Linked DNA regions of Homo sapiens: region 2 is linked to region 1. A link is a loop called in an ENCODE intact Hi-C map of the cell type or tissue named here. Cell type or tissue: endothelial cell of umbilical vein. All regions are shown on one strand.

Region 1 (8,000 bases):
TGTTCCCTGGAGTGGTGGCGAAAAGAGCCAACCGCTCATCACGGGAGCCTCTTTCCATCCCCCTACCTATTCTTCTCTGAGCTTTCCCTGATTTGAGTCCAGGAAGACTCCCTGCTGGGTTAGTAGATGCCTTTTGCTTAAAAGAAATTTCATCAGAAGTAAATCACACATAAACACACCAAGCCTTGTGCTGAAATATACTGGTTAGAAACACATGTTTCCAACTCTGAGAATTGGGTTTAAATTCTGGCTCTGCCCTTTTATCAATATAAACATGTTCAATGTTGTTTAATGTCTTAAACTTATCAACTCCCTCATTTGTAAAACTGGTGTAACAAGAATACCTACCTCAACAGAGTTGTGATAATTAAATAAGCTGTGAATAAGAAAGGCTTAGCACAGTGCCTAACAAACAGAAATCACTCAATGAATGTAAACTAATGATGTCATTAACTCTGTTTCTTGGGTCATGGCCAAAAATATGTCTTTCCTTTCTATCTTTTTATTGTGACTTATTTGCATCACGATGAAAAGATTTCTTTTCTCTTTATTTTTTTTAATGAGGCTGGATGGGATGAAGGGCTTGATGGGGCTCTTCTTTTCTCTTTTTAATATTTTGGGTGCTACTACCAGCAATGCCACTACCTGGATGAGTCACTGTGGGCAAGTCAATTAACCCCTCCAGCCTGAGTGAATTGGGCTCACTCTCCAAGAATTCCTCCAGCCCTGAAAGTCTGATGTTTCAAAACATTGATTTCCTGTTTTTTTAAATGTTTTCTTCAGAAATAAAGTTTATAAAAAATGAATTCATCTATTTCATGGAGACTAAGTCAGCAATCCTCAGTCTCAAAAGAAAAAAAATTAAATGAGAGAAATGTCTTCTATATAAAGGGGTATAATTACTGAGACTCTTGACTTACAAGGTAACAGGCTTAATTTAGGGAAGAAATTTAGCAACTAAGACTGTTGACAGAAACGGAGGTAAATGTCTTCAAGAATCAACTGTGAACATGAAAAGGCAAGGAAGTCCATCCTCAAAAGAAACATTCTTATCTAAGTTTGAAGATAAACTGTCCTAGGAAATTCTGATGCTGAAAGAGTAAACCCCAACTAACTATGAAAGAGTTTGATACTGAGTTAAGATCTGGGAAATTTAAAAGGTAGATCTCACAGTTATGAAGGATACATTTTTCTAGGATTAGAAAAGGCTGATAAGGGCCGGGCGCGGTGGCTCATGCCTGTAATCCCAGCACTTTGGGAGGCCGAGGCGGGCAGATCACGAGGTCAGGAAATTGAGACTATCCTAGTTAACACGGTGAAACCCCGTCTCTACTAAAAATACAAACAAAAAAAAAATTAGCCAGGCGTGGTGGCGGGCACCTGTAGTCCCAGCTACTCAGGAGGCTGAGGCAGGAGAATGGCATGAACCCGGGAGGCAGAGCTTGCAGTGAGCCGAGATCGCGCCACTGCACTCCAGCCTGGACGACAGAGAGAGACTCCGTCTCAAAAAAAAAAAGAAAAAGAAAAAGAAAAGGCTGATAAGATAGGGTAGTGATAGATTTCATCTGTCATGGCAACTCTGATTATAGTGATAATGACTATCTACAAAGTAAGATTGAGAATCTTAAGAATAAAGAGCAATAATTTCTTTTGCACCAGTTTGGATGGAGCTGGAGGCCATTATTCTACATGAAGTAACTCAGGAATGGAAAACCAAATACTGTATGTTCTCACTTATAAGTAGGAGCAAAGCTGTGAGAACACAGAGACATACAGAGTGATATGGACTTTGGGGCCTCAGGGGGAAGGGTGGAAGTGGGATGAGGAATAAAAGACTACATATTGGGTATAGTGTGCACTGTTTGAGTGACAGGTACGCTAAAATCTCAGAATTCATCACTAATAGAATTCATCCATGTAATCAAAAACCACTTGTACCCCTAAAGCTATTGAAATAAAAAAAGAACAAATTATAAATTAACAATGTCTGCATTGGACAGAAAAATGCAGAATGAGGACTCAGAATGTATTTATTAACCTAGTCTATAAGAAATCTGAGAATGAGGAAGAAAGTCATCCTATTAAATCCATCTGGATAAAACCATAAACTCTTCATGCCCTTACTTTAAAAAATCAAATTTGATCAAAATAGCAGAAGTTTCAGTGAACATCAGAAAGTAGCAAAGGAAATATGTTACGGGACAATATGAATATATTTAATATTACTCGTTTACACTTAAAAATAATTAAGATGATGTGATGGTGAATTTTAGGTGTCAACCGGACTGGATTAAGAGATATCCAGATAGCTGGTAAAGCACTATTTCTGGGTATGTCTGTAAGACAGAGGATGTTTTGAACCAGTGGACTGAGTAAGGAAGATCCACCCTCACTCAATGTTGATGGGCACCCTCCAATCAGTTGAGGGCCTGGAAAGAACAAAAAAGCAGTGGAAAAGTAAATTCCCCCTCTCTCCTCTGAAGTTGAGATATCTTTCTCTCTTCCTTTGACATCACATCTCCAGGGTCTCCTTTGGAGTCTGGGATTTGCATTAGTAGCCCCTTAATTTATCAGGTGCTTGGCCTCATGTTGAGAGTTACACCGTTGGCTTTCTTGGTTTGGAGGCCTTTGGACTTAGACTGAACCATGCTCAGGAAGTCAGGATTCTGTGATTGTTGAGCTTGCAGATGTCACATTATGGGACTTCTCAGCCTCCATAATCTCATGAGCCAGTTCTCCTGATAAACCCACTCTCACCTACCCATCTGTTAATATCTGTCCATCTATTCATCTATCTGTCTATCTATTCATACATCCTCCTGGTTCTGTCTCTCTAGAGAACCCCAACTAATAAAGATGGTAAACTTAATGTCATATGCTTTTTACCACAATAAAAAAGTATGAAAGCAAATAGCACATAAAGGCAAATAAACTCCATATCGAATTATAAGTGTTTAGAATTGGAAGTGCTTTGATGTTCAACTCAAAATTTATCTCCCTAGGATTCTATGCATCTTAGAGTTTGTTCTCTGACAGCATCTCCTGAAATATGATTTACTTTCATTTTAGCTTAACATTTTAGCATAGCTATTTTAATGAGTTTACTTGAATCATTTCAAAGAAAACCCAGAGAAAAATCCAAATATCCTTAGTAGTAAAACATCTTAACTCTCAAATTGGAATTTGAAAAGTTATCTCAGGGTGCATTTCTTCCACTAGCGACTAGGAAAAATTTCAACCTGATATGGATCCAAAGTGTTTTCACAAGACATCTCTAACAAACCCAAAGTGAAGGTATATTGAAAAGTTTTAGAGGTCTTTAACAATTTATACAAGAGGGAAAGCGCAAAGGCATCATAGGACCTGAATTATAATTCCCATTCTACTATGGCAGATTGCGCTGTTGATCTCTCTTGACCCCTCTCTGGACCTCAACTTTTTTTATTCTGAAACCAAAGAGCTAGAATAGAAAACCTCTAAAAACTCAAACAGCATGATTACTGCTAAGATAACTTAATTACTAAACCATTGTCTGTCAAAACCAAGCACCTATTGGTTTTTATCCGTATGGAATGTTGCTGCCACCTAGTGGAAATATGCCTAAATTGTAGGGTCAGTTGCAATAGTGATTGATCATCCTCAAACACATTACATCCTCACTGTGATCCAAGCACTGTACCATGTGCTTCTCAAGCACCTGAACTCAATATTATCATGAAGTTCAATTCTGAGAAATAAACTAGATCAGGGAGAGGGGCAACATACTAAGCATAATGTAAATGGTAAATAACAATAATAAGCAAATATGTTTGGATAAGGGTGACGTAACTGAAAACAGGTATGTCATAAGTTTACATTCATGGTATAATTTTTTTAAAGCAGATTTTTAAATATTTAAAAAGAGATACAATGACATAACAAGAGAGCAAATGAGAAGAGTAGGCATCAGAAGTAAAAATAATTGGTAGTGGGGACCACACGTCATGGGCTGAAATCCATCCGATTGCCAGTGTGTGGTCTTGGATGCCTCAGTTGATCTTACATAAGCTTTTCCTTTATCTCTGAAAGTGCACCAAATATATCAACATTGTATGTTTGTGTGAAGAGCATATAATATACAATCTATATGAAAACCATTATATAATCTATTCAAACATGAGGGGTTATCATGTTGATTTTTAAATTGCCCATTTGTCTCAGAAGAAACATCTCCAGCTGTAATATTCTGATAATTAGTTTATTAGAAATAGCATGAGAATCTATATTATTGTTGTCCCTGGCTAACTATATGTTTTTATTAAATACCAGTTAGCTATATGTTTTCATTAAAATGTCATCTAATTTGGATATGGTTTTCAAAAACTTTCATTTTTAGTCAATCTTGGCACAGTATTTTTTAATAAACAATTACCTTAGGTTTCAGGGTCATTTTTATTATTCATGTACTTAGTATTATCATAGCCCTAATTATTTGTAAATAATGTAAATTTTATGCCCCTGAAAAACACTTGAAAATATTAAACTCTCATTAAATTGCTAGGTAAAACTTAAACTAAAAAATGAATCATTAGGAAATTTTAAGTGTTAATTCCAAATCAAATGAAAATATGCTTAATCATTGATATAGTGAAAGTTGCAGTGAAGATTTTAAATAATGTTAATGCAAAAAATAAAGCACAATTTTCTCTACTTATCAGGGTATTTGAGGACTCATATGAATTGACAACATCATGAGTATAAATTTTCCAAGAAGGCTTTGAACATTGCACTGACTAAACATCCATTGAAATGAATTTCCCTCAGGAACTCTTAAAGGGAGCATCTCAAAAGAAAAGAATCACAAGGTACTCATCTACTTTCAGAACAATGACCTGAGCTCAGAAGAGAAAGGAGGTTCTGGAAAGAACCAGTTTTCTATCACTTAAATTATCCTTCAGCCCAGCCCAAAGACACATTCCTGAGTCCTGGCCCAAAGGGACTGGGAAAAGAATGCTGGAAAAAAGAAACTGAAAAGAGTATTGACGTGCAAGTAGTACTAATGCCAGCAGTTTGGGTAGCATCAGGGTATGATGCTCTCAATGCAGATACCTGTGTCTTCAATGCCAGCATCTTAGCCATGAGACACTGTTGTGCATCAGAGCTAGTGACATGGTGACTATCTGCAGGAAATACCATCCTGATCCATAACAGGAAAGAAGGAAAACAATAGATAACACAATAGTAGATTATTATACAAAGAGTATGTGAGCCACTCCCTGATGGCTTCCAGAACTAGGAGGAATTTTGAGGACTATGTGGGTATAGAAGGAATTCAAAGGAATCTGGGGTAGTAAGACACCCTGGAAACTTTGTCTGATAACTATTATTGTGATCATGTTTCAGTCTTCCAGCTGATGTGGGCAAGAACAGTGGTTATACATAGCATTATTAATTTAAACTCTGAGATAAGAGGAAAGAGCCTAGGTAAAATGTGTAGAAGATGAAAAACAGACCACAGACAAGACTTTGAGGATTATTCCCACATGTAAGGGTATAGAGGGAGAGAGAATCTTTGACGATTACAACGAGCCTACCATCTCTCATGTCCATTCTGTTACCCCAACACACACACACACACATACACATACATACATAACATATTTTCACCTACAACTGTGAGGGCTGAAGGCAAGAAAACAATAAACAAATGCAGCTGGTGACTCCTCCTTGGTACCAGAGTAACTCCTGGCTATGTCTTTATTGAACTGCCTCCCATGGCTACCCTGGCTTTTAGAATTGAAAATTGCAACTGCTTCTGCTTTAGGATTCCACTCCTGAAGATCGACTGCATGGCTCTTGTTCTCTTCTCTCTCTTAGAATTAGGTTCTTTGGGAATTACCTTCTCTCAAATCCAACTACCTGGTTAGGGATATACATTATATACATATTTCCAAGTTGGATTTATCCTCAAAAATATGTAAGTCTGGTTCGACATTTTAAAATCAGTCAATGAATCTCTCTTTATCAATAAAGTGAAAATCAAGGAGAAAATATATAAAATCAATCAATTCAGTATATGTCTTTTAAAAAATCCAGCATCCATTTATGATAAAGACTCTTGGCAAACTAGGATTAGAAAGAACACCTGCAATCTGATATAGTTCATAGGTTAATAACAAAAATACCCTACAGCTATTATGACACTTACTAGTAAAAAACTAAATGTTTTTCTCCTAAGATCAGGAAAAAGGCAATGATGTCTGCTCTCACCATTCATTTTATACATTGTACTGGAGTTCTTATCAATAAAGCAGGAAAAATAAGTAAAAGTTACATAGATTGCAAAGAAAAATATAAAACTTCCTTTATACAATGTATTAGTCTGTTTTCACATAGCTATAAAGAACTTCCCAAGACTGGGTAATATATAAAGGAAAAAGGTTAATTGACTCAGTTCTACATGGCTGGGGAGGCCTCAGGAAACTTACAGTCATGGTGGAAGGTGAAGGGGAAGCAAGGACCTCCTTCACATGGCAGTAGGAGAGAGAGAGTGAGACAGCGAAGCGGGAAGAGCCCCTTATAAAACCATCAGATCTCATGAGAGCTCACTCGCTATCATGAGAACAGAATGGGGGAAACTACCGCAATGATTCAGTTACCTACCGTCAGGTCTTTCCCTCAACACTTGAGGATTACAATTCAAGATGAGATTTGGGTGGGGACACAAAGCCTAACCATATCATCCACAAATAATATGAGTGTAGAAAATCCCAAAGAATCTATAGCATAGGTTCAAGAACTAATAAGTAAGTTAAGCAGTGCCCCAATAAACAGTCAAATTATAAAAATTAACTGTAGTAAACAATTGGTAATTGAGCTAGTAATTAACAATTAGTAATTGAACACTATTAGTAAATAATTGGTAATTGAAATTTTCAAGTGTATCATTTACAATACAATAGCATTTTTAAAAACATGAAATACTTAGGTATAAACCTAATGAAATAAGTACAAGATCTGTGTGCAGCAAACTATAAAACACTGATGAAAGAAACCAATTATCTAAATATGTGGAGATATATAGCATGTGTATGGATTAGAAGACTCAATGTAGTGCCATAATAAATATCAATTCCCCCAAAATAGATCCTATATTCAATACATTTTAAATCAAATATCAACAGGATTTTCTGTAGATATTTTCAAATTGATTCTAAAAATTTTTATGTTGATGCTGATCATTTTGAAAAAATAAAAATAATAAAATAAAATATTTATGGAAAGATAAAGGAACTAGAAGAGCCAAAATAGTTTTGAAATAGAAGAACAAAGTTGAGGGACACACATTACTTGCTTTAAAAAGATACGCATACAGCTACAATAATTAAGAAAGTATGATATTGGAGAAAGAAAAGAATACATATATCAATGAAACAGAATAGACAGTTCTGTTCTGAAGAACAGAAATAGACCCACATACTTACAATCAAATGACTTTCATCAATATGCAAAAAACAGCTCAAATGAGAAAGAATATACTTTTCCACGAATAATGCTAGGACAATTAGATGCCACTGTGCCAAAATATGAAACAGTTTTTACTTCACACCATACACAAGTAATTAAATCATACAACTAAATGTAAAATATAAATTATAAAATTTCTAGAGGAAAACATAGAAAAAAATCATTATGACTTTGCATTATGCAAAGATTTCCTAGGTGTTACACCAAACACACAATTAATAAAAGGAAAAATGATAAATGAGACATTGCAAAAATTGAGGATTCTGCTCTCAAAAAATATTAGTGGAATGAAAAGACAAGTTACAGATTGGAAAAAATATTTTCAAATTATATATTTGATAAAGGAATTGTATGTAGCATATATAAAGAACTTTCAAAACTAAGTTTTACATTTCAGAAATTTTTTAAATGGGCAAAATATATGTGAACATATAATTCAGCAAAATAGATACATGGATGGACATATGATACTCAACACCACTATTCATTAACAA
Region 2 (8,000 bases), 81 kb after region 1:
CTATCATTGTTGGACATTTGGGTTGGTTCCAAGTCTTTGCTATTGTGAATAATGCCGCAATAAACATACGTGTGCATGTGTCTTTATAACAGCATGATTTATAGTCCTTTGGGTTTATACCCAGTAATGGGATGGCTGGGTCAAATGGTATTTCTAGTTCTAGATCCCTGAGGAATCGCCACACTGACTTCCACAATGGTTGAACTAGTTTACAGTCCCACCAACAGTGTAAAAGTGTTCCTATTTCTCCACTTCCTCTCCAGCACCTGTTGTTTCCTGACTTTTTAATGATCGCCATTCTAACTGGTGTGAGATGGTATCTCATTGTGGTTTTGATTTGCATTTCTCTGATGGCCAGTGATGATGAGCATTTTTTCATGTGTTTTTTGGCTGCATAAATGTCTTCTTTTGAGAAGTGTCTGTTCATTTCCTTTGCCCACTTTTTGATGGGGTTGTTTGTTTTTTTCTTGTAAATTTGTTTGAGTTCACTGCAGATTCTGGATATTAGCCCTTTGTCAGATGAGTAGGTTGCGAAAATTTTCTCCCATTTTGTAGGTTGCCTGTTCACTCTGATGGTAGTTTCTTTTGCTGTGCAGAAGCTCTTTAGTTTAATTAGATCCCATTTGTCAATTTTGGCTTTTGTTGCCATTGCTTTTGGTGTTCTAGACATGAAGTCCTTGCCCATGCCTATGTCCTGAATGGTAATGCCTAGGTTTTCTTCTAGGGTTTTTATGGTTTTAGGTCTAACGTTTAAGTCTTTAATCCATCTTGAATTGATTTTTGTATAAGGTGTAAGGAAGGGATCCAGTTTCAGCTTTCTACATATGGCTAGCCAGTTTTCCCAGCACCTTTTATTAAATAGGGAATGCTTTCTATTATCAAAACATGACAATAGGTTTGCTTGTTATTCATAAGGCTTAAAGAGTCGCCCTGGGCAGGCACAGTGGCTCATGTCAGTAATCCCAGCACTTTGGGAGGCCGAGGAGGGCAGATCACCTGAGGTCAGGAGTTCAAGACCAGCCTGCCCAACATAGTGAAACCCCATCTCTACTAAAAACACAGACACAAAAAGTAGCCGGGCATCGTGGTGGGCACCTGTAATCCCAGCTACTCAGGAGGCTGAGGCAGGAGAATCATTTGAACCTGGGAGGCAGAGGTTGCAGTGAGGCAAGATTGTGCCATTGCACTCCAGCCTAGGCGACAGAGCGAGACTCTGTCTCACGAAAAAAAAAAAAAAAAAGTCACCCTGAAGCTGATGAGAGAAACAGCACAGGAGAATTTAATATCAAAAGAAGATAATGGGTCAAAAATAAACCCTGGCTTATAGAGTAGCCAAGAGGACAGGCCCCATGGGATGGAACAGAGAGCCCAAGGAGAGTAAATTAGCCAAAGGATAATGAATGTTGAAGGATAGTGAATGTTGAAGACAAACTTTACTTAAGTCCCTCATTGGATCTGGCCTGGCCCTGTAAGCATTCATGAACTAACTGGCTCAAATGTTTGCCACTTCCTGTCACCTGATCAACAAAACCTAACTTCTTACAATATTAACTTACTTCTGCAAGCAAACAGATTCTAATAAAAAGTCACACTTGCCAGATCACTATTCATAGGGTCCTGCTACCTTTGCCCAAGTAGCTTTGGTCTCAAGAGTCCCTAGGCTTTTCTTTATGAAATTGCTTATGAAAAATACACACTACAAGCCACTTAATAGCCCATTTCACGCAAATCCGTCCTTTGCCCTTTTCTTTCTTTCCTAACTCTTGTGACTCACTCAGATCAAGTTTTTATCTCTATATCAGAATCAGATGACTCCACAGATCTATAGGGCCTGATTAAGAAACACAATCCCAAGAGATCAAGAACCCAGGAACTCTTGGCATATCATTGTCCCTGTTGACTTCCTCATGACCGTGTCTAAACATGCAACATAACCTGATTCAATAACTCAGGACAGAAAAAGCAATTGCATCTGATCACACAAACACTTATTGGCAGTGACATAAAATCACAAGTTGAGCAGCATTTTTCCCACTTACATTAGTTTTGACTAGTTTTTGTTTGTTTTGTTTTGTTGTTTGTTTTTTGAGATGGAGTCTCGTTTTGTCACCTAGGCTGGAGTGCAGTGGCATGATCTCAGCTCACTGCAGGCTTCGCCTCCCGGTTTCCAACGATTCTCCTGTCTCAGCCTCCTAGGTAGCTGGGATTACAGGCACACACCACCATACCAGCTAATTTTTGTATTTTTAGTAGAGATGGGGTTTCACCATGTTGGCCAGGCTGGCATCAAACTCCTGACCTCAGGTGATCTGCCCACCTCAGCCTCCCAAAATGTTAGGATTACAGGCGTGAGCCACCGTGCCCAGCCTAGTTTTTACTTTTTTTTTTTTTTTTTTTGAGATGGAGTCTTGCTCTGTCACCCAGGCTGGAGTGCTGTGGCGCGATCTTGGCTCACTGCAACCTCTGCCTCCCAGGTTCCAGTAATTCTCCTGCCTCAGCCTCCCAAGCAGCTGTCATCAATAAATAAAAATTGTATATATTTACAGTGAACAGTACAATGTGATGTTTTATTATACATATACATTGTGAAATGATTGTTGTATGCTTTCATTATTTTTTAAGCTCTGCTGCTAAGAACTGTAGAAAAGTCAACTGACTCTGGGCACACACGTGGATTTCAAACTGCTCTTTTATATATGTGCTCCCCAAATTAAATGTTTTCATAGTGAATATCTCTGGGTACGCATGAAAAAATAACATAAAATAATTATGCAGTAACTGAGTTGATGAATATCAAGAGCTGTACCTAGATGTAAAGTGAGCTATACATTTCAGAGATGTAGGTTAAAATAACTGTGGGGGCTGACGGGGCGCAGTGGCTCATGCCTATAATCTCAGCACTTTGGGAAGCCGAAGCAGGCGGATCACTTGAGGCCAGGAGTTCAAGACCAGCCTGGCCAACATAGTGAAATCTCATCTGTACTAAAAATACAAAAATTAACCAGGCACAGTGGCTCATGCCTGTAATCCCAGCTACTTGGGAGGGTGAGACAGGAGGATCACTTGAAGCCGGGAGGCAGAGGTTGCAGTGAGTTGGGATCATGCCACAGTACCACTCCAGCCCGGACAACAGAGCAAGACACTGTTTAAAGAAAAAAAAATGTCCTGGGACAATGTACATGTTGCTTTAAACAGAAAATGTGGCCAGGCGCCGTGGCTCATGCTTGTAATCCCAGCACTTTGGGAGGCAAAGGCAGTTGCATCACCTGAGGTCAGGAGTTTGAGAACAGCCTGACCAACATAGTGAAGCCCCACTTCTATTAAAAATACAAAATTGGCCAGGCATGGTGGCAGGCTCCTGTAATCCCAGCCACTTGGGAGGCTGAGGCAGGGGAATGGCTTGAACCCGGGAGGCAGCGGTTGCAGTGAGCCAAGATCGCACCATTGAACTCCAGCCTGGGCAACAAGAGCAAAACTTCATCTCAAAAAATAAATAAATGAATAAAATAGAAAATGCACGTATAAATCCATACAGTCTCTGAGAGCTGCTCTGACAGTAGCCACAGAGCTTTGAATTTTTCACTGTTACTCTTTTATTTATTTAAGTTTCATTTCCTAGCTGATTGCAGGCAAAGTGACTTTAGTCAAGAGGAAGACTGCACAGTCATTGGTGTGGTTTAACAAAACACTCTCTTCCTGAGCCAAAGAGGAAAATACACTGTCTCATGTGTTTCCTCTAGAGGAAAGGGTATGTCCTGAGTGCACGGGTGCCTCTGCATGTATGTATGAGAGAGAACAGAGAAAAAATGAGAAAGAGGGAGAGAGAACAAAAGAGAGAGTACAAGACAGAGAGTACTTGGTGACATTTTAATGACTCCCAAAGGAACTCCTGAGTTGTATTGTAGCGTATTATATTGGCCACTCAGCTTCCACATTCATACCTAACAATATTCCCTTTGCTAATTCCTATATTGGGCTGTGGCTGGAGACTAATACAGGTGGCCAAAATGTAGTAAAGTAGAAAAGAGTCAGAATACTGTAATTACCTGAGGTTGCTTTTTCCCATCTGAGGAAAGAAGATAATAAAATCACTCACTTTGAGGTAGGCTTTACATTAAACAGAGAATTTCCCCAGTACCTACTTCTTCTAAAATGCAGCTGAGGCATCATAAGAGGATCAATTTCCCACTTAAAGATTAAACCAGCAGTTAGTATTAGTGCCTATGAACTTCTGAAACTGAAAAGCTGTTTGTGCTGAATTTTGAGAAATGCTGCAAATGTGTAGAATGTTCCTATGGAAGTCAAGACTCTTAAGAAGCAAAGAAAAGAGGTAGTTTTTCACTATTAGAAAGAGGGAAAGTGTGGCTTGCAAAATATAGGAAGATGGTCAGTTGGCTTGGCTGTGTTTTACTTGTTGGGATATTGAGGTTCAAAATTTATTAAAGGTAGTTGAGAAGGTGCTGACGTCACCAGCTCTCAGGAGGATGACTGCCTTGGAAAAACAGCTTTTAAAGGCAGTAATTCCTGAGTTTAGTAGATGCAGTTTTGCCTCTTGGCTGGGAATGAAATTTTGGAAGATTTGAGTAAGATGTTTTAATGACAAGATTATCTGTGCCTTCATGTACCACTGAATAAGAATAATGCTTCTAGTAAAAGTTTTAGGGATTCAATCAAGAATAAGGGATTTTCAAAATTGGAAAATAGAAAACCGTGATATGTGTGGCATCCTAGAAAGTCAACTTAATGTAGAGAATGAGGAAGAATTTGCTCAATGGGATGCTGGGGTATGGGGGGGAATCCTCAGTTTGCAGGCTCTGTCCAAGATACTTGATAAGCTTGTTTCCAAAGAAGGGTCCCCTTTGGGATGATTTTTTTTCTTTTTTCTTTTTTTTTTTTTTTTGAGACAGAGTCTCACTTTGTCACCCAGGCTGGAGCCTGTAGTCCCAGCTACTCGAGAGGCTGAGGCAGGAGAATGGCGTGAACTTGGGAGGCGGAGCTTGCAGTGAGCCGAGATTGTGCCACTGCACTCCAGCCTGGGCGACACAGCGAGACTCCATCTCAAAAAAAAAAAAAAAAAGAACATCTCAAATCCATACGTGAGTAAAAAATAAAACGGTAACTCTTGAGTTGGTCACAGTGGCCCATGCCTGTAATCTCAGCACTTTGGGAGGTCCAGGCAGGTGGTTCACTTGAGCCCAGGAGTTTGAGACCAGCCTGAGCAACATGGTGAAACTCAGTCTTTTTGTAAAAATACAAAAAAAAAAAAAACAGCCAGGCATGATGGTACAACCTGTAGTCCCAGCTACTGGGGAGGCTGAGGTGGGAGGATCAATTGAGCCCAGGAAGCGGAGGTTGCAGTGAGCCACGACTGCACCACTGCACTCCAGCCTAGGCAATGGGAGTGAGATCCTGTCTCAAAAAAACAACAACACAACAAAATGTTTACTCTCAGATGATAGCTGGTGATGACTATAACCACGTAACTATAAAAGTAACTTATAAAAGTGAGTGGTCCATTAAATTTTGCTTTAAATGTAATTCATTCTTTAAACATGAGATTAAAGTGTTATAAATGATAAATGTTATGTTTGTTAGTTAAAACTTTATACTGAAGTATGATATGCTAACATACAGAAAAACGCACATACATGTACAGCTCAATGAATTTTTTTTTTTTGAGATGGAGTCTCGCTCTGTCACCAGGCTGGAGTGCAGTGGCATGATCTCAGCTCATGACAACCTCCGTCTCCTGTGTTCAAGTGATTCTCCTGCCTCAGCCTCCCAAGTAGCTGGGACTACAGGCGTGTGCCACCACGCCCAGCTAATTTTTGTATTTTTAGTAGAGACGGGGTTTTAACATGTTGGCCAGGCCTCCACTCACCTCAGCCTCCCAAAGTGCTGGGATTACAGGCGGGAGTCACCATGCCCGGCCAACTCAATGAATGTTTTTACACCAGCAGAATATGCCTACTGGTGTAAACCAGCACCCAGAAGCCTCCCTTAGGCTCCCTTCAGTTTTGTACATATGAATAAAATGGAAGAGTGCATACTCTTTGGTCCCTGGATTATTCAGCACAACATTATGTTTGTGGGATTCTCTTATATTATTACGTATAGTGTAAATCATTCTCATTGCTGTATAGTATTGTGTGAACGTAACACAGTTTATTTATCTTTTCTACTGTTGATGGATTTCTGAGTCATTTTCCAGTTTGAAGAAATTATAATCAGTGCTACTGGTGAGGTGTGGTGGCTCATGCTTGTAATCAAACTTAAGAGGCCAAAGTAGGAAGATCACCCGAGGCCAGGAGTTTGAGACCAGCCTGGGTAACATAGGGAGACCCCAACTCTATAAAAAAATTAAAAATTATTCCAGCATAAAAAAATAAATAAAAAGAAAAAAATTATTCAGGTGTGGTGACAGGCACCTGTAAGTCCCAACAACTAGGGAGGCTGAAGTGGGAGGATCGCTTGAGCTCAGGAGTTTGAGGCTACAGTGAGCTATAAGCTCACCACTGCACTCCAGCCTGGGCGACAGAGTGAGACCCTGTCTCAAAAAATATAAAAAATAACAGTGCTGCTATGAATATTCTAGGACATGTCTTTTGATGAACATATGTACATATTTCCTAGAAGTAGAAATATGTCCTTAAGAGATATATAGGTAATGATATACAGATAGATCCTTTAAAAGAGATATATCATCATACATGTAGATATATACATATCCTCCTATGTATAAAACTATATTTATATACTGTCTTAGCAGAGATAATCAAATAGCAAAGTGGTTATACCAATTTTACACACCCACTAGCAGTGTATTAGAGTTCCAACTGTTCCACATCTTCACCACCACTTTTTCATCTTTTCAGTTTCTATCTTTTTCAATTTAGCCAATCTGGCATGTATATTGTGGCTTATTGCTATAACTAATGAAGTTGAATTGGCATTTGGATATGCCTTTTGTGAAGTATTGGTTTCAATCTTTCGCCATTTTGAGGTTGGGTCATCCAGCTTTTTTACTGATTTGTAGAGGCTCTTTATATATTCTGAACATGAGTCATTTCTCAGATAAATGTATTGTAAATATCTTGCTCCATTTGCAGGTTATCTTTGAATTCTCATAATGATGCTTTTATGAACAGAAATCCTAATATATTCAGATTTCTTCTTATTATTTATTATTTTAAGTGTCAGATTTTATAGTGAAAGTACAATTGAATAGATTCACGGACTTGCAACCTCTGTTTCAGCAGCAGCAGTGAGAGAACTTTGTCTCCTGGGATGACTGAATCAAAAACCTGGGTAATCTTTCATCCAGTGGTGGCATACTGACTTGCAGACACAGTGAGTGCATAGGGAAAAGAGCTTCCTCCTAATTCTGAGCCAAATCTTAAGTGAAAAGACAACACTAGATTTTAGGACCTATCAATATTATTTAACTGCACTATTATTTCTTCCAGAGATGAACCTGATAAAGGATCTGTGATTCAATGGATCAGAGAAATTACACCAGAGTGAAAGAATTTACCTTCCTGGGAATTACTCAGTCCCGAGAACTGAGCCAGGTCTTATTTACCTTCCTGTTTTTGGTGTACATGACAACTCTAATGGGAAACTTCCTCATCATGGTTACAGTTACCTGTGAATCTCACCTTCATACGCCCATGTACTTCCTGCTCCGCAACCTGTCTATTCTTGACATCTGCTTTTCCTCCATCACAGCTCCTAAGGTCCTGATAGATCTTCTATCAGAGACAAAAACCATCTCCTTCAGTGGCTGTGTCACTCAAATGTTCTTCTTCCACCTTCTGGGGGGAGCAGACGTTTTTTCTCTCTCTGTGATGGCGTTTGACCGCTATATAGCCATCTCCAAGCCCCTGCACTATATGACCATCATGAGTAGGGGGCGATGCACAGGCCTCATCGTGGCTTCCTGGGTGGGGGGCTTTGTCCACTCCATAGCGCAGATTTCTCTATTGCTCCCACTCCCTTTC

Evidence for each region. Hi-C counts contacts between places; a loop is a spot of excess contacts. Peaks named below come from ENCODE experiments on the same cell type or tissue, not always from the same donor. Only the 100,000 strongest peaks of a DNase experiment are listed, where the experiment ranks them.
Region 2: a loop joins it to region 1, with 2.2 times the contacts of the local background. A loop is called at or near these places in 1 of 110 quality-filtered maps.

The regions. Positions count from the first base shown.
Region 1 is chr11:59,426,531-59,434,530 of GRCh38, forward strand. No RefSeq gene overlaps it. Among named protein-coding and RNA genes, the nearest start is that of OR5A2, 4.1 kb to the left of the region's middle. In endothelial cell of umbilical vein, a CTCF peak has its summit at 3,626 (motif pointing left); a DNase peak (open chromatin) is centred at 3,581.
Region 2 is chr11:59,507,417-59,515,416 of GRCh38, forward strand. OR4D9 (olfactory receptor family 4 subfamily D member 9) reads left to right here and starts at 4,123. Exons shown (of 3, transcript NM_001004711.2): 1 at 4,123-4,330; 2 at 7,257-7,350; 3 at 7,467-8,000. The coding sequence starts at 7,497. In endothelial cell of umbilical vein, no CTCF peak of the experiment used is centred here; a DNase peak (open chromatin) is centred at 3,705; H3K27ac peaks cover 833 bases.